6 separate regions of the Mus musculus genome follow, and all the other regions are linked to region 6. The links are chromatin loops, found by intact Hi-C in ENCODE. Cell type or tissue: heart. All regions are shown on one strand.

The links. Peaks named below come from ENCODE experiments on the same cell type or tissue, not always from the same donor. Only the 100,000 strongest peaks of a DNase experiment are listed, where the experiment ranks them.
Region 1: a loop joins it to region 6, with 4 times the contacts of the local background. A loop is called at or near these places in 6 of 42 quality-filtered maps.
Region 2: a loop joins it to region 6, with 4 times the contacts of the local background. A loop is called at or near these places in 23 of 42 quality-filtered maps.
Region 3: a loop joins it to region 6, with 3 times the contacts of the local background. A loop is called at or near these places in 4 of 42 quality-filtered maps.
Region 4: it touches region 6 in a loop (4-fold over the local background); 15 of 42 quality-filtered maps call a loop at or near these places.
Region 5: it touches region 6 in a loop (4-fold over the local background); 17 of 42 quality-filtered maps call a loop at or near these places.

Annotation. Positions count from the first base shown.
Region 1 is chr5:123,718,614-123,722,613 of GRCm38, reverse strand. It overlaps Zcchc8 (zinc finger, CCHC domain containing 8), which reads left to right and starts at 1,570. Exons shown (of 14, transcript NM_027494.3): 1 at 1,570-1,891; 2 at 3,080-3,122. The coding sequence starts at 1,684. In heart, no CTCF peak of the experiment used is centred here; a DNase peak (open chromatin) is centred at 1,573; H3K4me3 peaks cover 2,715 bases; H3K27ac peaks cover 1,859 bases.
Region 2 is chr5:123,829,162-123,833,161 of GRCm38, reverse strand. No RefSeq gene overlaps it. Among named protein-coding and RNA genes, the nearest start is that of Hcar2, 34 kb to the left of the region's middle. In heart, no CTCF peak of the experiment used is centred here; no DNase peak of the experiment used is centred here.
Region 3 is chr5:123,697,269-123,701,268 of GRCm38, reverse strand. Zcchc8 (zinc finger, CCHC domain containing 8) reads left to right here. Exons shown (of 14, transcript NM_027494.3): 14 at 147-2,967. The coding sequence ends at 925. Among named protein-coding and RNA genes, the nearest start is that of Clip1, 15 kb to the right of the region's middle. In heart, CTCF peaks have their summits at 602 and 1,854 (motif pointing right); DNase peaks (open chromatin) are centred at 458 and 1,888.
Region 4 is chr5:123,748,068-123,752,067 of GRCm38, reverse strand. It overlaps Rsrc2 (arginine/serine-rich coiled-coil 2), which reads left to right and starts at 2,654. Exons shown (of 10, transcript NM_001005525.2): 1 at 2,654-2,779. The coding sequence starts at 2,774. It overlaps Kntc1 (kinetochore associated 1), which reads right to left and starts at 2,342. Exons shown (of 64, transcript NM_001042421.1): 1 at 2,244-2,342. In heart, a CTCF peak has its summit at 2,217 (motif pointing left); a DNase peak (open chromatin) is centred at 2,527; H3K4me3 peaks cover 2,609 bases; H3K27ac peaks cover 1,985 bases.
Region 5 is chr5:123,624,795-123,628,794 of GRCm38, reverse strand. Clip1 (CAP-GLY domain containing linker protein 1) reads left to right here. Exons shown (of 24, transcript NM_019765.5): 10 at 1,385-1,501. It also overlaps the pseudogene Gm24840. Among named protein-coding and RNA genes, the nearest start is that of Vps33a, 54 kb to the right of the region's middle. In heart, CTCF peaks have their summits at 1,993 (motif pointing left) and 3,777; a DNase peak (open chromatin) is centred at 1,954.
Region 6 is chr5:123,904,821-123,908,820 of GRCm38, reverse strand. Denr (density-regulated protein) reads right to left here and starts at 1,546. Exons shown (of 8, transcript NM_026603.4): 1 at 1,455-1,546; 2 at 607-721. The coding sequence starts at 712. In heart, no CTCF peak of the experiment used is centred here; a DNase peak (open chromatin) is centred at 1,670; H3K4me3 peaks cover 1,809 bases; H3K27ac peaks cover 1,405 bases.

The sequences.
Region 1 (4,000 bases), 190 kb after region 6:
AAAAAAAAAAAAAAGTTTTTGCTTTGATATATAGGACTTTGGGGAACAATTTAATATCCAGACTGGTATACTTTTGAAAGTTGAACCAGGAATTTTTTTGAGGTCAGGGAACAAGAACAATGGTAGCTGAGCTAGTTCTTAGCTTATGTGGCTTTCTTGCTAAGGCTGGATGGGTCATCAAGTGATAATTACTTGTATCTATTTTTACCTTTATCTTCCTGATATAATTTGATAAAAAAAAATCAGTGAGTGGGTGTACAACTGAGGATTTAAAGTAGGAAGGTGGTGGTAGCTTAAGTCTTTAAACCCAGGACCTGGGAGGCAGAGGCTGGTGAGTTTGAGGACAGCCTGGTCTACAGAGCTAGTTCCAGGACAACCATGGGTACACAGAAGTTCCAGGTCAACCACGGGTACACAGAAAAACCTTGCCTCTGTGTGCATGCGTGCACACACACACAGACACCATACACACACACAAGCTTAGATTTCTGATTCTAAATACTCTTTTATAAGATTATTTTAAAAGATAAATAATTGATCTTTTCATTATAACTGCAAATTGTAGCCTGGTAGTACAAGAACTGGCTGAGAAAAAGTAGCTTGCTTGCTTACACTTAATCTATTATAATTTATTTAATTTTTTTTTTCACTTATAATACCTAAGACTTTCAATCTTGTAAAAGGTATGGTGTAACATGCTGGGTTTGGGGGGGGGGGTTGTTTGTTTTGTTTTTGGGGTTTTTTTTTTGCTTGTGTATTTATTATAATCATTCACTTACAAAATGTAGCCACATTGTAATCTTTGTACTACTTGGGAGATTTTGCTGGAAGATATAAGTTATGGGAGAAGTAATAAAGTTGTTGACGCTTGTTGAAGCCTTGCTTCACCGTGTGTGTGTGTGTGTGTGTGTGTGTGTGTGTGTGTGTGTGTGTGTGTTTGTGTCTGTCTGTCTGATTTACATTAATATCATCAACCCCTCCTTGGATCACTAAACGCGCTACAGGAGCTGGCCTCCAACAGAGACCATAACTAACCTGACATTATTTGTTACAGGTTATAATTTCCGGTGATTTTAACATGTGATGACGAAAATATCCATTCAAATCCAGCGGCATATGAAAGTAGAAACATAATAAAGGGTTTTCTGGTTTTTCTGTTTGTTTCGTCCCTGATAGGAGTTCATGAGAGTAGGCAGTGGAATAACTTCATTTTTCATTCATTTACAAATGAAACAAGCAAAATAAAGTGGCTTGTGTCTGAGAGCACATTTATCTACGGCAAAGGTAGAGTTCCTGTCTTCTCTTTTCGACGCTGGGGAACCGCACCACATTTTGTCAAAGCCATGTATCCGGCTTTGATTCCTTCAGCTTTAAACGCCTAACGGGGACAATCCATATTGTTTTAACTCATTCAGAACCGTTTTTTTAAAAAGAGCAATCCCAGTGTGCAACGCAAACAATGAGTCCCGTCGCTTAGAAACTACATATCCCAGAATGCCACGCTCTGTGGCCCATTCGGAAAGAGGCATGAGGGCGGCCTTGGCATTCTGGGAGTTGTAGTCTCCGTCCAGGACCCGCCCCTAGACGGCTTTGGAGGCCTGTGTGTGGAGAAAAGCCTCCAGGGAGAGCGGCTCTGGCCTCCAACCTTCGCCCCCTGCCCTCCAAGCTTTCCCACAGCCCAAGATGGCGGCCGGTGTGGATTTTGGCGACCTAGAGCTCTTCGAGGCGTTTGACCCACCAGAGGAGTCGACGCCGAAGCCCGTTCACACCCGGTTCAAGGACGACGAGGAGGAAGAGGACGACGACGACGACGAGAACGGGGTGGGCGATGCGGAGCTGCAGGAGCAGCTCCGGCGCTGCGAGGCCACCATCGAGCAGCTCCGCGCCGAGAATATCCTTCCGGCGCGATGGGCCGGGTGTCACTTGGCACTCGGGGTCTGGGTGGCGGCGGGCGGGGGACACGGCGGAATTTCCAAGAAGATTAGCATTCGAAGTCCTTCCTCCCGCGACCTGGCGGGCGGGCGGGAGTCTCGGTCCGGTTGCAGAAGCTGCATCCGCGGCCCGCGCGCGATCCCTTCCCCGCGAGCGTCCTCCAGTGCACACCACCCTGGCCCCCCAACTCAAAGCTGCTCTCAACTGTTGTGACACTGGAGACACTTCTCTCCCGGTCTTGGAGGTCACCGTGTTTTCTAACTTTGCGTGCCAAGCTCGAGAAGAGACGAGTCGTAGTGTAGTTGTGCGTTTGAAGGTGCGGGGCGTCGCAGCCGGGGAGTGGGATGATTTGTGGAGGGACGAAAGCTACGAGTGCCCACTGTGATGGAGAATCGGGGCGCGGGGGGGACGACCTTAAAGATTTAGCATGCGAAGAGACTTGCTAAATTGTCCAGATCGTTTTGATTTCTTGAGCTAACTTGCCTCCCGGTGCTCCGGGAAAAACGCGCCAAAATTCCCTTTGACTTTATTAACGTGATTATAACGTTTGTGGGTTTGCTAGTATGTTAATTTCCCGTTCTTAGGTAGTTTTGGTTCAGGTAACTTTCCTTTTGGAACTTAGCCTGAACCCTGAGCATGGTTGTTATGTCAACTTTTGAAGTTCAAGTCTGATTTTTTTTTCATGAAACCATTTTCCGTGACACACTTTATTATGAAAATTTATAAAATACTAGAGAGTTGAAAGGATTGTGTATTTCATATCCGTAGGGGTTCTCTCACATTCTTGCAAACATTTTGCTATATTAACTTTATCATTTATCTTTATGCTTTGACGTGGAAATTTTTCTTAATTGCTTCAACTTGTTCCGGGAACACCGCGGTCTAACTGAAATTTTTGGTTCATCTCTTAGACTGTTTCTGAACTCCAGGACCATGTCTTAGAATATATGTTCAAAGAGATGAAGACCTTATTTAATGTTCAGGTCCAGTTGTCCTGCCCTCGGCAAAACATGTACCCAGTGTTTTTCCTTCAAAGTACTGATTACGGGGCCTTCCTTTACATTTATGTCATTTGGATAACAAAAGTGAAAGTTTTAGTGGTTGGTTGTTATGTCCTGAGGACTGATATTCCTTAACCAGTAATAACATCAAGAACTTAAAAGAAAGTTGAACATTCTGACAAGACCCAGGTATGACATCTTGAAATTACACACGAGCTGCCTCTTGGCTCTCCTTCTCTAGTCACAGCATCCTTGTAGAAAAAGGAATTTTTGTATCATCCACAACTCAGAATCCAATGAAGAATTCAGTAACGGTTCTTTATTGTTGACTTAGGGGTATAAAGGAATTCTGGTAAGTGGGTTAAATGTCTAAACAGACTTAGTGGGTCTTTTTCCTCAATCCAGAAATTTTTGCTTGACAATTCAGAGAAGCAAGTTAGACCCAGCTGTTCATATTTAACACATTTCTGGTAAGATAAAATAAGTTTACAGTTATGTTAGCCGATGATTTCTTTACAGCTGTTATTATTACTGTTGTTATTATTGGTGGTGGTTGGTTGGTGGGATTTTGTTTTGGACAGGCAAGGGTGGGTTTACTGAGACAGTGTTTCTCATCTTGTAACCCAAACTAGCCTGGAATCCACTGTATGTTTACACTGGCCTTAACCTTATTGGTTTTTGTTTGTCTACCTTGAAAGTGCTGGGATAACAGGAGCAACCACACTAGCATTAAATATTTTTATTAATATTTGTAAAGTACGTATTAAATATTTTACAGTTACAGACAGTGCAGGTAGAGCATTTTTTGTTTTGTTGATACAGTCTTCTTGTAGCCTAAGCTGGTCTCTGGTTACAGTGTGGCTCAGGGTGACTTTGAACTCTTGGTCCTCCCGCCTCCCCTTCCCTAGTACTGGGATTACACCTAGGGCCAAGTCTGGCAAGGCACAGCACTTTAGAAGAAAAGGAAATATGCTTTTGAGAAAGTATCGAATGCAGGAGGCATGTATTCAGACATCTGCTTATAACAGTTACACTAATGCTGGCATCTCCATATGATAGGAATTTAA
Region 2 (4,000 bases), 76 kb after region 6:
AACACTCACAGCCAGCCTCAGTGAAGTCAGCCCTGAACTCACAGAGACCCACCTGCCTCTGCCTCCCAGGTGCCGGGACTAAAGGCCTGTGTCACCCTGTGCCTGGCCTCTTTTTCATTATCTTACAACCTTTAACATACACATTCTTATTTTATCCTATCAGGTACACTCCCCGTTCCCTGCAGGGCTATGAGTGAAACATAAATCAGAAAAATGACACCATGACCCTCGACTTAGACACAAGAAAATAGCTTCCTAAGAAAAAGGCCTTCTACTAAGAGACTACACTGCAGAACTCTTTTGTTATTGGCAATGCTGGGGACCGAACCCCTGGCCTCATGCATGCTATGCAAACAGGCTACCACTGAGACACAGCAGCCCAGGGCGCACAGTTTGTATCTTTTTACATAGTAAATTTATAACCATAGAATGGTCATTAGTATATAACTGATGGCCACGGGGCACTAAAACAGAGGAAGACACCCCACTGTACCAGTTCCTGGGGTTTGATGATGCAACTTTTCCTAGACATATGGCTCCCGTATGACCACGACACCAAGGGTAGGCACGTGACATCATGGGACCAAAAGTAGTCAGGGCGATTTTGTAAATTGCCACTTCTCTTTTTCTGAGGTATAAAATATAGTATGTGCTGTGCATTATGCAACCATTTTTGGACTTAAAATGTTAATGAAGCCTAGATATAGGGACACTGGCAAAAATTAGCCAACAAGCCTTGTTTTTGAAGCAATACCACTTCCTTCTCTTTCCTCCCTGCGTCATCTCTTCCAATACAGAGGATGCACTGTTGCTTCAGACGTGATGAAAGCCCTCATTAGCTCTACAATTTTTTAGATTACATTTATTTACTTACTTTGTGTGTGTGTACGTGTGTGCACGCACACATGCGCTCCTGTGCACATTTTATGACTCACACACGGGGGTCCGAGGACAATTTGCGGGAGTCGGTTATCTCCTACCACGTGGGTCTCAGCGTTTGAACTCGGGTTGTCAGTCTGAGCTCTGTTATCTGCTGAGCATCTCAGCAGCCCAAGAGATTTTAAATCTAAGCTTAAACACAAGGGGTCAGACAAAGAGAGGCACCAGGAAGAAAAAAGCTTGGGTGTGGCTTCTGAAAGGGACAGTCATAGAGAATAGGACATACCCAAGTGTGTGTAGCAGCTTCTCATGTGAGGGTGCCTGATCTCAAATCTTGACAGGTTACTAAACTCTCATAAACTCCTGCTTGGACTATCAGTGTCTTGTGTCAGTGAGGCAAATCTCTGTGGGCTTTCAAATAGGCTGACTCTCTTACTCAAACAATCCACCACGGGGCTGGAGAGATGGTGGCTCAGTGGCTAGGGACATCTGTTGCTTTTGTAGAGGACCTGGCTTCTATTCCAACCACCACACGCGCTTACATCCCTAAATAAAGTTTCGGAGCTGGGAGAACGGAGCCGCTAAATGAGCAGACTGAAGTCTCCCGCCACAGCGATGCTGATTCAGGTCCCCAGACAGTTTACACTCGGAGGTTAAAGAGAAACCACAGGAGTAAAGTCCTCATGAGTTCAAGCTGTGTACAATCACAAGGACAAACCACAAATGGCAAACACGTTTTTTCCACATCGGCATAGAAAGGATAGTTTAAATGTTTAATTGAACTTGGTGGTGATGACACCTGCCCTTAATGCAAGCACTCTGGAGGCAGAGGCAGGCAGGTCTCTGTGAGTTCCAAGGCCAGCCTGACCTACAGAGTGAGCTCCAGGACAGCTGGGGCTATACAGAGAAAAACTGAAAAACAAAACAAAACAAATAAAAATTCAATGGAATAGCATCAGCAAGCAATAAAAAATAATTTGAAGTAAGCTCATTCCTATCTGCTACATCTGGGAGAGGCACAAAAATGCATTTCAAGAAAACTTCCATTTGGAAGACAGCGAAGCCATAAACCTCTTGTTTTCTCTCACGCACTCAGAATTCTCCCTGGACAACTCCAGTCTTGGATGGTGTCCCAACACAATGCCTTCTTCTGGCCTCTACAGGCACCAGGCACGGATATGGTATACAAACATACACGCAGGCACAACACCTGTACATATAAAATGTTTTCCAAAAAATTTTTTTTAAAATATCCATCAAAAACTATGTAAACAGAGTTGGGGAGATCTTAGCCTTTAAGAGTGCAAATTGCTCTTACAGACGACCCAAGTTCAGTCCCCAGCCCTCATGGTTGGTTCTCACAACCTAGCGATCTGACGCCCTCTCCTCTCTATGGGCATTTGCACACACTCACATAAATACACATACATGTCCATAAATGAAAAGTAATGGACTGGAGAGATGGCCTCAGGGGTTAAGAGGGCTTGCGGTTCTTACTGAAGACCTGGGTTCAGTTCCCAGAATCCTCAATTTTTAAAAAAATATTTATTTATTTATTTTATGTATACGAGTACACTGTAGCTGTTGTGAAGGTGTGAGCCTTTATGTGGTTGTTGGGAATTGAATTTTTAAGACCTCTGCTTGCTTCCACCGGCCCCACTCGCTCCAGTCAATCCCTGCTAGCTCTGGTCAGCCTCAGCTCGCTCAGTCTCTGCTCACTCCAGCCCAAAGATTTATTTATTATTATACATAAGTACACTGTAGCTGTCTTCAGACACTCCAGAAGAGGGCAACAGATTTTTGTTATGGATGGTTGTGAGCCACCATGTGGCTGCTGGGATTTGAACTCAGGACCTTCGGAAGAGCAGTCGGTGCTCTTACCCTCTGAGTCTCACCAGCCCCGGACTTTATTTTTTATTTTTTGGTTTTTTGGTTTTTCGAGACAAGGTTTCTCTGTATAGCCCTGGCTGTCCTGGAACTCACTTTGTAGACCAGTCTGGCCTTGAACTCAGAAACCCGCCTGCCTCTGCCTCCCAAGTGCTGGGATTAAAGGCATGCGCCACCACACCCGGCTCAGATTTCATTTTTTATCAGGTCATGCTTTCTGTCACCAGGGGAGAAAGAACACTCCATCAACTGATGCTCCATTTCTAGCGGTCAAGGGATTAAAACGTTAGCAGCGTCACTCTGATTGACATGTAGAAGGGTACGTGTAAGTCTCAAAAACTCATCCTGTTCCCTGGAAGTTAGTCAGTGCTAACTAACTTCCCACTTTCTGTCCCTTGTCATGTGTCCTTGTGACTATGAAACATATAAGGACTCATTTTTTTTTTTCAAGACAGTGTGTTTCTCTGTATAGCCCTGGCTGTCCTGGAACTCACTCTGTAGACCAGGCTGGCCTCGAAATCAGAAATCTCCCTGCCTCTGCCTTGTGAGTGCTCGGATTAAAGGCGTGTGCCACCACTGCCCGGCATAAGCACTCATTTTATTCTGAGATTGAGTAGCCAAAAATAATTAATAATTTCAGTAATTTCGTAAGTAAAGGAGCGTTAACTGGTTTGATCTTGTTCAGGCAATCACAGCTTCTGTGAGTTTGGAACTGCAGCAGTCCTGACTGGTCTGGAAGATGCTGTTCTGCTCCGGGCTTCCCGCCCTATAGCTCTTACCATCTTTCCATCCCTCCCACCCCATCTATAATGGTTCCTGAGCCTTTTGAGTTAACAAAGAAACTAATGGGGCCTAAGAGGTGTGCAAGTCTATCCATATAGGTACAAATATAGAGGGCAGATTGATACCGTATCCATTTAGTCGAATAATATTAATAGGTTCTGTGATGGTTTGTATATGCTTGGCCCACAGAGTAGAACTATGAGGACGTGTGGCCTTCTTGGAGTGGGTGTGGACTTCTTGAAGGAGGTGTGGCCTTGTTTGAGGCAGTATGTCACTGTGGCATTCTGATTTGAGATTCTCCTCCTAGCTGCCTGAGGGCAATTTGCTCCTGGCTTCCTTTGGATGAAGATGTAGAGAACTCTCAGCGCCATACCTGCCTGGAGGAGACTGTGGTGTTTCCTGCTATGATGATAATCGACTGAACCTCTGCACCTGTAAGCCAGCCCCACTT
Region 3 (4,000 bases), 210 kb after region 6:
TTACAGGCATTGGCTGCCATATCTACCCCTTGTCTGCACCATCTCAAAGATGGGTGCTTATGGCCATTCTTCCTCTAGGTACCCCAAGTTCCAATAATAACTTTGTATGAAGCGCTGTGACTTCTGAAGTGTCTTTCCTCTTTCAGATGTAGAGATTCCACCTGGTTCTCAGAGCAGCAAAGCATTTCAGTTCCAACCACCGTTGCCTCCCGGAACACCGCCTCCACTCCCACAGGGAACTCCCCCGCCTCTCTTCACCCCTCCACTCCCTAAGGGAACCCCACCACTGACTCCCAGTGACTCACCCCAGGCCCGACCCGCAGCCTCAGCCATGGATGAGGATGCCCTGACGCTGGAGGAGCTGGAAGAGCAGCAGAGGCAGATCTGGGCGGCTCTCCAGCAGGCCGAGGGAGGGAATGGCGACTCAGATGTTCCTGGAGACACACCTTTAACTGGGAACTCAGTGGCCTCCTCCCCGTGTCCAAACGAGTTTGACCTCCCTGTCCCCGAAGGAAAGGCCCTGGAAAAGCCAGTGCTGGCTGAGCCCCAGGAACCAGCTGCTTCTGTAGACACAGCTGGACCCGAGCCATCCTGCAGCCCAGCAGCAGGGGCAGCAGTGCTCTCTCAGAGAGAAGAGGAAGCTGCTGCTGAGGGGGGCCCGGGAGATGCTCTTCTCGACAATGGCGGTGTGTTGAACATGAACATGAGCAATGGGAGCAACCAGCAGCCCATTCACCCGGACAGCCGGCCTCCGATGGCCCCAAAAACCCATAGCCCAGTACCTGACATGAGCAAGTTTGCCACTGGAATAACACCCTTTGAATTTGAGAACATGGCTGAATCCACTGGAATGTACCTCAGGATAAGAAACCTGTTGAAGAATTCACCCCGAAATCAGCAGAAAAACAAAAAGACTTGTGAGTGAGCCCTGGCTGCGTGGTGATGTGCAGCTCTGATTGTCCCACCAGCCTGAGGCCAGGTGACCCGTTTGTCCCTCCCACCTTTCAGAATCTGGTGTAATTGTGATCTCGAGTCAAGGCTGTTTTACAGAATGAAAGACTGGGTGTGAGTTTGTTCTTTTCTTCTCACTGACAGCAACCCAGAGTTTGCGTGCGGGAGCTGGTTCAGGGATGCTTGGTCCGGGTTAGACTATTTTTGGATCGTGAGTGTCTGTCAAGAGTGAAGGGTTTTTTTTTTTAATGTCTTTTGTAAATTGTTTTCCCTTTCTACATTTTGCTATTATCCTGTATATATAAGCTTAATATATCACTTTTTAAAGAAAATTCTAACAATTTTAAATTCACATTTCAATTTCAACAACCAAATGAGAACAATCAGGGATCGGCAGCTTGCTCCTGCTTGCTCGGGGTATTTTTGTAAGATTTTCATGCATGATTTTAATAACACTTTTACTTTTTGTAATTTAATTATTCAAATATGCTTCCAATAAAGGTGTGCTCACCTTTGTGTACAGAGGTTTAATAAATTAGTTTTCTTACACATGAACCAAGACTTGGGTAGATATGACTCACAGTTCAAATTGTTCTTTTAAACTTGAATGAAAATTATGAGGTTGCAAAGAAACTGCATGTTTGGCTGCTGTAAGTGGATTCCAGCCTTACATATACTAATATAGAAACAAAATTGTTTAATTACTTTGGGCAATTACTTTGCACATGATAATATTGTGGCTTCCAGCTGGAAGGTAGACAGACACATACTGAGTGTGACTGTCCTATGCAAGCTGGAGCCTGGTCTGGTTCTCTGGCTGGGCACTCTTAAGTCTCTGCCAGGTCAAGTTCTGGAACACTTGGAGATCTTGAATAACCGCTCAGGTAGTGTTAAGCTGCTCCCAGGCCAGCAGAGGGCGCAAAAGGGAATTGGTCCAGATTTCAGTGACACTGGAGTAGTCCAATTTGCCCATTTATAATCAGTACAGGGAGGGATGGTCAGCTGCTTTGTCACCTGAGTCTTCAGTGCATTCTTCAGGGTTCGCATGGTGCTGTGACTTGTGGAAGCAGCAGCCTTCCTAGCAGGCCTGCCATGAGGAAGGGGGTTCCTGGAGGCCTGGAGGAGATAAGGGGTCCTGTCAACATTAAACATGTTTTCTCCTCTCTCACTGTTCTTTCTTCCGAGATAGGTTATTGCTGTGTAGCCTAGGCTGGCCTTACTCACAGTCTTCCTGATACTGCCTACTGCTGAGATTACAGGCAAGATGACATGGTTCTTTTTAAAAAAACAAACATTTATTTATGGGGGTTGGCGGACATTCCTCAGCGTGGATGTTAGAAGACAGTGTGTGGTGTCCACGTGTTGTTCTCTCATCAATGTGTGTCTTCATCAAGCACCTTTACCCAGTGAGCCAGCTCACCAGCCTGAAGATGACATGGAATTCTCTCGTCTTCCAGATCCCTGATCACAGGTGTGCACTGCCAGTCCTGGGGGCTAAGGATCCAACCCAGAGCACTGTCTGTCTGTCTGTGCCAGGCAAGCACTACCAACTACATATGTGTGTGCCAGGCAAGCACTACCAACTACATATGTGTGTGTGCCAGGCAAGCACTACCAACTACACTGCCTCCCCAGCCCCAGTGATGTGACTATGGAAGTCTTAGCTGATCTACATCAGAAGTTATTATTTAGCTCTGTCTGGTGTCTTAGACCTGAAATCCTAGCAGTTGGGTGGCAGGCTGGAGGATCAGGACCAGCCTTGGTTATATAGCAAGGTTAGTTAGCCTGAGCTACAATGTGATACTGCTTCAGGGGGAAAAAAGTTTTCCTTTAAATATTGTATTGCTGGTATCTGCTGAATATTGAAATAATTATTTCCAGCACATACAGACTCTATTAAGGTATAAATTATACCATTTTTCCTTTATTGGGTAGGTATTGCCTCTTCTTTTTTGCTTTTTTTTTTTTAAACAAATGTCTAAGACATAGATAATTGTAAATAAATTCAGATCTCTTAACTCTGTATCCAAGTTCCTTTTTTTTTTTTTTTTTTTTTGGTTTTTTGAGACAGGGTTTCTCTGTGTAGCCCTGGCTGTCCTGGAACTCACTCTGTAGACCAGGCTGGTCTCAAACTCAGAAATTCACCTGCCTCTGCCTCCGGAGTGCTGGGATTAAAGGCTTGCGCCACCATGCCCGGCACCAAGTTCCTTTTTTTAATATTTACTTTTATGTTTTTAATTTGTGTGTGTGTTTGTGTGTGTGTGTGTGTGTGTGTGTGTGTGTGTGTGCAGGTGCCCTTGTGGCCCAGAAGAAGGCACCGAATCCTCCAGAGCTGGAGTTGCACGCAGGTACTTGTTAAGCTGATGTGGGTGCTGAAAACCACTCAGCCATCTCTCCAGTCCTGAATCTAGAATTTTATCCACTGCCCTGTTCCCCTGTGAGAAACTCAAAAGTATTGGTTCCTCAGGAACTGGCATCCTCTTTTTTATTTAATTACTTAGGGCTGGAATTATAGCTGAATGGTAGCTTACCTGACATATGTGAGGTCCTAGGTTTGATCCCCAGGACCAGGAAGAAAGCTAATTGGCAGTTAACCATGGAGCCGCACATGCAGTAAAGAGACGGAAGGAAGTAGTGAGCTGGGAGTACTAGTTCCTGCTTGTAGTCTCAGCACTGGGAGACTGAGGCAAGACAAGTCGTAGGCCAAGACCCTGACTCAGGGAGAAGAAAGATGTTAGACGTCACCTCACCTTTGAAGGAGCTTTTGTGCTTCAAGGGCCCCAGCACAAAGCAGCCTATGGCAAGGGAAGAGCTCAGAAGCCTAGAGGAAACAGCTGGCCTAACTACTTATGGGAGGCTCGAGCCAGCTAGCGAGAGAAAACTCCTGAACCAATCCTCAAAAGCATCAGGACCAAATGGACATTGACAGAAACAAAAGGGGCCGGCAAGATGGCTCAGTGGAAAGGTGTGTGCCACCACTGCTGAAATGAGTTGGGTCCCCAGGATTCACCTGGTGGCAAGAGAAGAAACCAAGTTGGACTCTGACCTT
Region 4 (4,000 bases), 160 kb after region 6:
GGTGAGTTTAAGGCCAAGCTGCTGTATATGGTGTAGGCTAGCCAAAGCTGCATAGTGGAGAAATTCTGTCTCAAAACACAGCAAACAAAGTGAAGAGGAATGTACTTGTCTAGCACACATGTTCATCTCTAAGACATTATAAACACTGCACAGTATCGCAAGCCTGTGATTCCAACACGCAGGAGACAGAGACAGGAGGCCTACAAGTTCAAGAACACTACAGTGTACGAAAGAACAGTTTTTGGCTTTTGGCTCTTTAAACATTGAGCCTTGATCAGAGAACTTGGTCTTGGCTAATTTATTTCTCTCACAACCTTCCCATCCGTCCCGAGCTTTCCTTTCAGGAACCCAGTAACCCAGGCTGCTGGTGGCTACAATTTTCTAATTTTTTTTTAATGTGCATTGATGTTTTGCCTGCATGCATGTCTGTGTGAGGGCATCAGATACCCTGGAACTAGAGTCACAGACAGTTGTGAGCCACCCCATGGGCACTGGGAATTGAACCCTCGTCCGCTGGAAGAGCAGACAGTGCTCTTAACCGCTGAGCTATCTCTCCAGCCCCAATTTTAATCTTTAAAATAGTAATATAGGGCTGGCAAGATGGTTGTTATAAGGGTGAAGTTTGATGCCAAACCTGACTGGCAATATGAATTCCATTAAGAATCCACATGGTTGGCGGGTGTGGTGGTGCACACCTTTAAATCCCAGCACTCAGTAGGCAGAGGCTGACAAATCTCTGTGAGTTTGAAGCCAGCCTGGTCTACAAAGCTAAGGCTATATAAAGAAACTCAAGACACAAAATTTAAAAATTAAAAAAAGAAGCAACAAAGTTGAAGAACGAACTGCATGAATGTTATCCTCTGACCTATGAATGTACACACACAATAAATGTAAAGAAAATATACGTATACATGTAGGAGCATAATGTAGACAGGCATCGTGGCAAACACCCATAATCTCAGCATGCCAAAGGCGAAGACAGAAGAATAATTTCAAATTTGGGGAACCTTGGTCTGGTCCAAGCTTGTATTGCAAGATCCTGTCCACACACACAGAGTGGGAGGGGAATGTTGGAGTTAGCTAAAACTAAGGCTGTTTTGAAGGAGTTTTGTGTGTGTGTGTGTAGCCTAGAACTCACTGTATGGACCAGGCTGACCACAAACTCAGATATCCTTTTGCCTCTGCCACCTGAGTGCTGGGATTAAAGGTATGCGACATCTCTGCCTGGCTTGAAGGGTTGTTTGTTTGTTTGTTTTGTTTTGAATAACTTTTTCTTTTGAGTCAGCCTCTCACTGTGTAACTAAAGGTCTTGATCCTAACTTGAACTCAGGATCGTCCTACCTCAGCTCTAGACTCCTGGGATTTCAGTCAAGAGCTATCACGTCCTGCTTGTTCTGGGTTTTGATGGTTCCTGGGACTCTATTTGAATTGTCTGATAATATGCTATCTGGAAGCAGATAACATTTGGGCTAGGAATGTAATGAATAAAGGAAAAGAGCTCCTGCTAAGAACATAACACGACTTTAAATCCCAGCACTCAGGAGGCAGAGGCAGGTGGATCTCTGAGTTCTGAGCCAGACTGGCCTTTAACCTAGTACTTGGGAGGCAAAGACAGGACAAAGCTCTGTGAGTCTGGACTCAGACCACAGGCTAGACCAGTTATTCAGCACTCTACCAACTGACTTAACATTCCCAACCCTGAGGTTTATAGTCTTGAGGGAACAACAACGACAAAATGGTTGAACACTGTGTCAAGTATTTGGGTTTTTTTGGTTTTGGTTTTTTTTTTTTTTTTTTTTTTTTCCTTCGAGACAGGGTTTCTCTATGTAGCCCTGGCTGTCCTGGAACTCACTCTGTAGACCAGGCTGGCCTCGAACTCAGAAATCCGCCTGCCTCTGCCTCCGGAATGCTGGGCTGGGATTAAAGGCGTGCGCCACCACTGCCCCGTTTAAGACTACACTTTCTTCTGGTGAAAGAGAGCAAACAGGTGATAAACAGATTTTGACATCACCGAGTGCGGAAAAAAAACAGACGAGCCAATACAAGGTCATGAATCAGATGAAACACTATCGATGAAGCTATATCCACGAAAACTCAGACGGCCTGCCATCTAGAATCCTCTCTAATTTTTTTCTCCCGCCATCATCTAGAGATCGATAAAACCCAGAGACGGACTGAAGCCCCCTGCTGGTTCCACCTAACACTCCTCCCGCTCCCATCGAGCCGCAAGGCTGACGTCTCACCTGCAGCAGCTGACGAAATTAAAAAGAGAATTCTCAAGTGTCTCACACTTCTTCCCGACGGACACAACCGCCCCTACTCATTTTACCTTCCCTGCCACTGATTTGAATTGGCGGGAGAATACCGTGCTCAACCCCTTTTACGGAGGCCGGAGCAGGCCAAACTTGGCTCAAAATTGAGCGCGGAAACCGCCCCGCCCTAAACTAAATTGAATTCCCGATACCGAGCATCCATTCTGGGAGGTATCCTTGGCCCCACCCACTTCGTAGGCTTCACGCCACGCCCTTCGAGAGACTAACCAATCACCGCCTCGAACCGCGTTGTTATAGAAACTCTTATCGCCACCCACTTTTTCTCCCAGCAAGCTGCGCGCCTGGCCCGGCCTCATCCCCTTTTTTTTTTTTTTTTTTTCTTGTGCCATCCGGGTCTCTCGCGCAAGAGATTCAGTCTGTGGCGAAGCTTCGAGGCGGCCAGTACTGTTGAGTGCGGGCAAGCAGAGGCGCCGCCTTAGCGGCCGGGACTCAAAAAAATAATGGCGGTAGGTACTAAGTGGAGCTCGAAGGCCAGGCTGGGTTTTTTGTTTGTTTGTTTCTTTAACACAGAGTGGGCGACCAGCTCATCAGGGCTGTTGTCCGTGCCTGTGTGTGGACAAGATGGCGCCGCGGCCGCTCGCTGCGCTCGCCATCATGGCTTCCTGCTGCAGGGAGGGGGAGGTAAGGCCGTCTGGCTGGGGGTGGGGAGCCGCAGGGAATGGCTTGGTTTTTTCTTTCCCTCTCCAGAACTTTCCTCATCATTTTCCCTGACCCAGTATTTCTCCAGAAGCCCACCGAACTGTGGGGTTTAGCTCTTTGACCCAGACTGGTGTTAGGCTTTGCGTTTCCTAAGGCTTCTGCGTTCATGCTTGGCGCTTTATCGCATTTGACCGGAAAGGAAAAAAAGACCAGAAGTATCCTCTGGGACGCATCGGGTCAAAAGGCAGGCTCCTTAAGGCGCAGTGTAGGAGGACACAGTCTTTTTATTTGTTTGTTTATTTATCTTTGAGCGATCCCTCAGTGATAGGGCTACTTCTAGTTTTGCGAACCTTATTGGTTGAAACTGGGATTCACTTAAAGAGGGGAAAAAAAAGTCTATCTAGTTCCAGTCCCTTATGTTTTAAAGCGATTTATGAGGTTTTTTTTTGGGGGGGGTTGGTTTTTTTTTGTTTTTTGGGGTTTTTATTTTTGAGGCATGGTTTCTCTGTAGCCCTGGCTGTCCTGAAACTCGCTCTGTAGGCCATGCTGCCCCCGAACTCCGAAACCTTTGAGAACCGCAGCATTGTTTAAGACCCCCTTCCTGAACCAAATGGAAGCCGTATCTAAGAGACCTGAACAGGAAGCCTGCCCTGGATATATACTATGCTCATTGCTAATGAATCATATTAGCCTGTGATAATTTGTTTCTGGTTTTCGAAAGAAAATATTCTTGTAAGCATTCTGTATTTCCTTTTACTGACAGGTTTTAACTTCATATTGCAAATAAGGCTTACTTTTCCTGATAGTTGGAGTATTTGAAATTAGAATGGTACAGGTAGTTTTTCTGCATCTCACTACCCTCTTTCTAGATGAATTTAGAATGATTTTTTTTTTTTTGACTTTTCAAAGAGTAGGCAAGCTTTTTTAAATTGTGGGATTAGTGTCTTGGGCCTCTTAGTATACTTCAAGAATGGTATTATTTGCCGGGTGTGGTGGCGTACGCCTTTAATCCCAGCACTTGGGAGGCA
Region 5 (4,000 bases), 280 kb after region 6:
GAGTTGGGAGACTAGACAAGTGTGTTGTTTGTCAAGGATTAGGAAACTAAAGCGTCCACATTTCCTGTTATCCAGCCCTGTCAAATGTCAGCCTCAGTTCCCCAAGATACTCTTCCCCAGTCCTGCCCCCAGTGGAGGCTCTGGGACTGATGATGAACGGCTTTTGTGGAAGAAGCTGTTCTATTGACAAAGAAGAAAGGGCTGTGGTAGCTAAATGAGGACATGAAGACAGATGAACAGCAAAAGTCTGCTAAGTAACTGTACTTGAAAATAAGCTAGCTATAGGAAAAGTCTCTCTAAGGTGGTTCTGAAGGAGCAATAATAAAAAGCAAGTTAGCTAGAATAGAGTATTGGGCTGATCATTGGGTCACCCTTTTGCATAAGGATTTAGTGAAAGCTGAGTTCTGACGGCTGTCCACTGGATCTTTAAAGGAAACTTTGAAATATTTTAAGCACACAAATTTACAGAACAATGTAAACTACCAGTACAATGTGCCCAGGGCCTGTCTGTGCTACAAACAGGCCCTACCACTTTTTTTAAACTGATAAGAACAGATACTACACTTGATCTTAGCCAAAAGGCCGAGAAGCGATCTACCACTTTTTTTAAATTCAGAAATGAACTTTACCAGGTAGCTCATTGAGGACGTAAATGCAGCACTGCCTTCTTTAGACCGAGATGGTTTTCAAATTTAGGGATAGAAGAGTAGTATATTTTGACCTTTTAAAAATAACCATCAGAACAGGGTGGTGGCGGCACACCTTTAGTGCCAGCACTGGGGAGGCAGAGGCAGACAACTCTCTGAGTTCCAGGCCAGCCCGGTCTACACAGCAAGTTCTGGGACAGCCAGGGCTACACAGAGAAACCCTGCCTTGACAAAGGGAAAAAAAAAAGAAAAACCATTAGAAGGTGGAGAGGCGCTCAGCAGTTAAGCATTGCCTGCTGCTGTTGAGGAGGAGCCAGGCTTGGTGTCTCGTTCCAGGGGATCCGACCCTGTCTTTTGGCGAGCTTCTGCACATATATGATGTACATAAACCTACAGGCGAGCACACACACACACACACACACACACATACAAATACAATTAACGTAACTTACTTACTTACAACACGCCTTAGCTAGGCATGTTGGCACACAGAGTTTGAGGCCATGCAGGTCTACATAGAGAGTTCCAGGACAAACAGGGGCAGTCATACCTACAGCTTTTTGTTTGAAAAGTCACAAAGCGAGAAACGACAAAAACCCCTCGTTCCAGTATTGTTTTGTTGTGTTTCTCATTATTATTATTATTATTATTTTACCATTTTATTTTTCCTTATCATTCTTTTTTGTTTCTTTTCTTTTGTTCCATTTGCTCATGTACCATGTAACTCGGTGTGTTAGGCTAATAGCATTACCAAAGAGCTCCAGGAGAAAGAGCTAGTGCTCACTGGTCTGCAGGACAGTTTGAATCAAGTCAATCAAGTGAAGGAGACTTTGGAGAAAGAACTTCAGACTTTGGTAAGTACCTGGCAGATGGAGTCTGAATCTCAGCCTTCCTGGCCTTTTCCTGTTTAAAGGAACATTCTCCATTTAAAAACAAAACAAATCAAAACACTGCAGTTATTTCTCTACTTCTTCAAAAATATGGAGTTAAATTGAGTATATTAGCAGCTTGCTAATTACCTCCAGGAGAACTGTATCAAATGGAACTAGTAAAGGGAGGTGTTATTTTTCTTTTTTCTTTCTTTGTTCTTTTTAAATGCTCCCTTTTCTCCAGTGAAGCAGTGCCTGGCAATTATTGGCAGCTTAGTTTTACAAAACACAGAGACGCATCTTTCTTCCCAGGCACATCCAGCTCGGTCAGATCTCACTAGGAAGTATTTCCTATTACCCCCACCCCCCACCCCCACCCCCCCCCCTTCAGCATCTCCTTCCTGACCCTGGGCAGCGGCTGTACAGCTCTTTAGTGCCCTCTATTGGCGAGGTGTTCTATCGGCTTGAACTGTCTCTGGGTTGTATTCTGCCTTAGGAAATTGTATTTCCATTCGTAGGTTTTCTCTTAATTGCAAATTGTGTAATGGTACAAGGCTTTAATCGCAGCCCTCAGGAGGCAGAGGCCGACAGACTTTGAGATCCAGGCCAGTCTTGTCTACATACCAAACTTCAGACCATCCAAGGCCACAAAATAAGACCCTGTCTCAAAACAAACAAACACCAAACCAACTAATGCTCCAAAATAAACAAATCTTTTCACCCTCCCTCCCTCTTTCTTTGCCTTTTACACCATAGTTTGACCTTAATGGAGGGTAATAATTATGGACAGTCGCCATGGTACCTATGGGGGAGCTTTGGAGAGCCTAGGTAGTTGTCAGGAGCCTGGTCCCAGCTGCTCCACGGTTCCCTGTCACTGTGCCCTTTCACTGCTCACACTGGTGAAGATCATTTCTTCTGTGAGTGTCTGTGCCTTTTTTTTTTTCCATTTTTCCTTTCTGAAACAATGTTTCTCTGTTTCTGATCTGAAACTCACTCAGCTGTGTAGTCCAGGCTGTCCTTTAACACATAGCAATCCTACTGCTTCAGCCTTCTGAATGCTGGGATTATAGGCATGAGCTCAAATTCCTACTTTTAGAACAAGATTTTTTTAATTATATGTATGCATTTGCATTTATGGGTGGTGTGTGCACATTGACACACCTGTGGAGGTCAAAAGAGGGTGTCAGATATCCTAGAGTTGGAGTTACAGGTGGCTGTGGGCTTTCTGCAGTGGGTGCTGGTATCTAAACTTGGGTCCTCTGCAAAAAGCAGTAAGCACGAGCCCTCGTGACCACTGAGTCATCTCTCCAGCCCCAAATTTCTCCTTTTAAAAATAGCTATGCCGGGCGTGGTGGCGCATGCCTTTAATCCCAGCACTTGGGAGGCAGAGGCTGGTGGATTTCTGAGTTCGAGGCCAGCCTGGTCTACAAAGTGAGTTCCAGGACAGCCAGGGCTACAGAGAAACCCTGTCTTGAAAAACCAAAAAAAAAAAAAAAAAAAAAAAAAAAAAGCTATATTATTCAACACCAATTCAATGTAAATTTAAATTACTATGTTTAGTCCATTTTAAGTGCTCAGTTAGTTATTTACAAAAAGTTCTGTTGGATAGTTCTGGTATATAATAAACGTGGTGCATTTTAGGGTAAAATGGCCTGAGAATCTCTCATTCATATATATATATACATACACACACACACACACATATATATATATATGAATATATATATATTTCTTTTTAAAATAAGGTTTCTCTTTGTAGCTCCAGCTGGCCTGGAACATACTATGTAGATCAGGCTGGCCTTGACCTCACAGAGATACACCTGCCTCTACCCTCTGAGTGCCAACTCTAAGGGCATGTGCCATCACGTCTGGCTATTTCCTGATTTGGAGTCCTTTAAGTAAATGTTTCAGGGGCTGGCGACGTGGTAAAAGGAGCTCATTAGACAGAGATGTCGGCCTGAAGACCTGAGTTCGAGCCCTAGGCCCCTCAGCGTAGGAGGAGAGAACTGCTGCAGCAAGTTGTCTTCTGACTTTCACATGCTCACTCTGGGACATGTGCCCATACATGTGCACACAAATACAAAAATAGATAAATGTAATTTAAAAACAAAGGAAATAGGATCGAAGAGATGGCTCAGTGGTTAAAAGCAGTTGTTGCTCTTTTAGAAGACTAGAATTCAGTTCCCAGCATCCATGTCGGACAGCTTACAGCCATCAGTAACTCCAGTACCAGAGGATTTGACACTCGCCTCTGGCCTCCGGGGGCACTGCACACACTTAAGTGCACATACCTACATACACACCTACACATCATTAAAAATGATAAATTTTTTTGAGACAGGGTTTCTCTGTATAATCCTGACTGTTCTAGAACTTGCTCTGAAGTCAAGGTGGCCACAAATTCAGAGATTCAACTGCCTGTCTCCCCGATGCTGGGGTTAAAGGCATGCGCCATCATGCCTAGTGTAACAATAAAGCTTTAAT
Region 6 (4,000 bases):
GGCCACGGGATCCACACAGTGTACAGAACCAAGGCCCACGCGAGGTCCTCGACAGCCACACATGGATGTGGCATGAGTACACACAAGCACAAATGAAATTAAGATGTAGTGGGGGAGAATAAACCCACTCAAGATTCTAGTCAGACATCAAGCTCCCCCCAGACCCCTCCTCACTCCAGTACTGGGACTGAATGTAGAGGCTTTGAACTGTCTGGACAAGTGCTGTGCCACCAAGCAACAGCTCCAGGCCCTGCTTCATTTCCTTTAGGATTCTGTACCTTAGCTCTTCCATCCTTCACTATCCCCAAGGCTCCTTAGCTTCCAACAAGCTTTCCTTACAAAGGAACACCAGTCAGGCTGGGATCAGGCTCCTGGTATCTCTCTACTTCAATTGGCCAGGAAACTCCTCCAGGCCAGGACGCAAGACCCAAGTGACCCTGGAAAAGAAGGAGTCATCTACCAACCCATGGGTCCTCACTAGGCTCCCCCCCTCTTCAACTAAGAATCCACCCAACAACCAAGACAGTTGGGGGAGCGAACACGACCAAATGTGAAACTATCAATATCAGGTATAAAAACCAGCGAGCCAGTCGTTCCAACACTTACCTCCACAATAAAGGACTCGAAGAGGGTAATCCGCATCTAACTTGGCACTGTTCTTCGTATCGCCTTTGCAATCCGCCCCGCTGGATTCAGAAATGTCAGTAGCCATCTCACAAACCTGGAAACAAGAATGACACACACGACTTCACTATCTGAGAAGCTCGACCCCCGCCCCCCAAATAAGCAGCCTTGGGGGTGGGGTGCAGTCTTAGCTTCCACTGTGTATCCCCCAAACACCAAAGCTGTTTTGAGTCTATTAAAAGAAGGACACGAAGTCTCATTAGAGTCACTGATGATCAACTGGAGCCTCATCTACCTGCATCCACGGGTTTACAGGGAAGCGAGAATTAAATGGGGCCATGAAGGCTGTGTTGGGGCAGGGGCAAAAAGGGACACCAGAGGAAAAGAGGAAGCAGTAAGGGGGACAGAGTTGGGCTGGTGGCTTCAACAGAGACGGGGCAGGTCTGAGGTTGCTATGGGAGGGATGCAGCCTGCAGTTAAAAGGCTATGGACACCTTGGCACGACAGGGACGAAGTCACTCGAGGTGCCCAGAATGCAAGGTGCGGCGACAGCAAAATCCCGAAAAGAGACCAAGCCAGGGACAAGGACGGCAATGCCACAGCCTGGGGAGGGGAAATCGGGCCAGGCCTGGGGAAAAGGACAGGTAGCCCGCTGGAAGGCTGGGCTAAGGGGGACATCCCGGGGACTCCACAGGAGGCCCCCATGTGGGCGGGCGTGGAGACGCCCGGCCCGGCCCCCTTCCTGCTTTAGGCAGCGCCTGGGCCGCCTCGGCAGCGCCGCCAGCTCCCGGGGAGGCCGCCGCAGCAGCGCGAATGAGAGCGCTCATTACCCAGCCGGTCGCACGGCCCCCGCCGCCTCCGCTCCCGCCAGCTGAAGCGACACATGCAACTCCTCTTCCCGGCCACGGCTGCCCCGAAATTCGCTGCTGGGGCGCGCTCGCGCGAGACAATGAGCCTTTATCGCGATATCCCCGGCCAGCCGCTAGGAGGATGTCGCGAGACGCCACCGTGCCGGGGTGGGCGGGGCCCAAAAAGGGAGGAGCATGCGCCCATGCGTGGAGCCCGGGGGAAGGGGTGTGGGGTGGGGAAACGGGACCGAGTTGCGTAGAGGCGGCCGGACGGTAGGGGGCGCTGGCTATCCATTGGCAAAGGGGGAGCCAGCGGCTCAGGCTGTCCCTGCGCAGTGGGGCGTGGACTGGACTGGCGCAGAGGTTCTTGAGTCACAGGTGACTCTCTATTAATGATGTGGGCAGCCTTGCCCCAGTGTCTGGGCTACATCCTAGTGTCCCGACTAACCACTAACTAGCCTGATGCATAAGTCACCCCACGGCGTAGAGATGGTGGCTGAATGAGACATAGGGTTTTATTTCATTCCGATTCCCTAAATAGGAATTACTCGTGCAAAGGTCATATTAATTACTGTTTGAATTTATTTCATCAGGCTGACGACTGTTCCCATATGCTCCTTTTTGCATATTTCACCTTCTACGTGTTCTATAACGGGGATTTTCCCATCCGGTCTCAGGATTTCTGGTTTTAACCACACGGGTCCTTGTCTAAATTTTGCTTCCTTGTTTTTAGTTTGGGGAAATCCCTTCATCTGCATACTCAGCCCAAGTCCCACTTGTGAAACAGGAATAGCACTGGGACACTTTCGGAGCTCAGAAAGGGCCTGGTAGAAAGACCATTGCGTTTTTGCTTTTAACATCACCTTCATGAACTAAGCTACCCAAATATGGCCCCCCTCCCGGAACTTTCCTTTGGTGCCGGGAATTGAACCCAGGGTTTTGTGAATGCTACAGAAGAGCTCTGCCTTGAGTTACAGGCCCAGCCCTAATCCCAACACTTGGGAGACAGAGGCAGGCCAATGTCTGAGTTTTAGGCCAACCTAGTCTACAAAGTTCAAAGCTGTTGGCCTGTAAGCGTAGGGCATTTGTGTTGAACGTACAAGGCTCTGGGTTTAATCTACAGACTGGAAAAAAAAACCCCACACAGCAAAGATGTACATTTCGCTAAGCATGGTGGGTGATATGCACCTTTAATCCCAACACTCAGGAGGCAGAGGCAGGTGGATTTCTAAGTTTGAGGCCAGCCTGATCTACAGAGCAAGTTCCAGGATAGCCAGAGCTACACAGAGAAACCCTGAAACCCTGTATATATGTGTGTGGGTGTGTGGATGAGTGTTCGTGTGTGTGTGTGTGTGTGTGTGTGTGTGGTGTGTGTGTGTGTGTATGTGTGTGTGGGTGTGGTGTGTGTGTGTGTGTGTGTATGTGGTGTGTGTGTGTATGTGGTGTGTGTGGGTGTGTGTGTGGGTGTGGGTGTGTATGTGTGTGGTGTGTGTGTGTGTGTGTGTGTGTGCATTATATGCCTGTAGTTTCAGCACTTAGACAGCTGAAACAGAAGGATTGCTGAGTTTAAGGTCACCCAAGGCTACACAGTAAGACTTATGTTTAAAAAACAAACAAAAAACCAGAAAGAAAAAGAAAAAGCACACCATGATACAGAGCTTGGAGCATGGCCCAGTTGGTAAGCACGAAGACCTGAATTAGATTGCTAGGATCTATGTCCAAAGCCAGGCATGGAGACCATTGAGATGGCTTAGTGAGCAGAGGACCAGCCCCACGACCTAGCAGCCTGAGAGTTCGGCTCTCAGAACGCAGATGAAGGTAGGAGGAGAGACAACTCCACAGAGTTGTCCTCTGACCTCCACATGTCTGCCATGGCCCTCCCAACCATATAAAAATACAATAAACAAGACAAACAAACAAATATTCGGAGCCAGATGTGGTGTGCGTGTTTACAATCCCTGTGCTGCTGCGGAACTGGAGATCCGCGGGGTTCACTGAACAGCTGGCCTATGCTAACTGTCGAGATCCAGGCTAATAAATAGATCTTGTGTGTGTCAAAGGCGTGACATTCAATGCGGCCCCCTGCCTGTGCACACACATGTATGCACAGGCACACACACCACATACACACACACACACACACACGCATCCACACACAAACACATACACGCATCCACACACACCACATACAACACACACACACATCCACACACCACACTACATATACACACACATATGAATATACATCTACTCATTAAAATAAAACATCAAAGTGCATAGCAATGAATTGTTAACATCAGTCAGTTTACTTGTTAACATTTTTTGTTTGTTTGTTTGTTTGTTTGTTTCAAGACAGGGTTTCTATGTATAGCCCTGGCTGTCCTGGAACTCACTTTGTAGACCAGGCTGGCCTCGAACTCAGAAATCCACCTGCCTCTGCCTCCCAAGTGCTGGGATTAAAGGCGTGCGCCACCACTGCCCCGCACTTGTTAACATTTTTTAAAATTTGTTTTATTTCATGGTGTTTT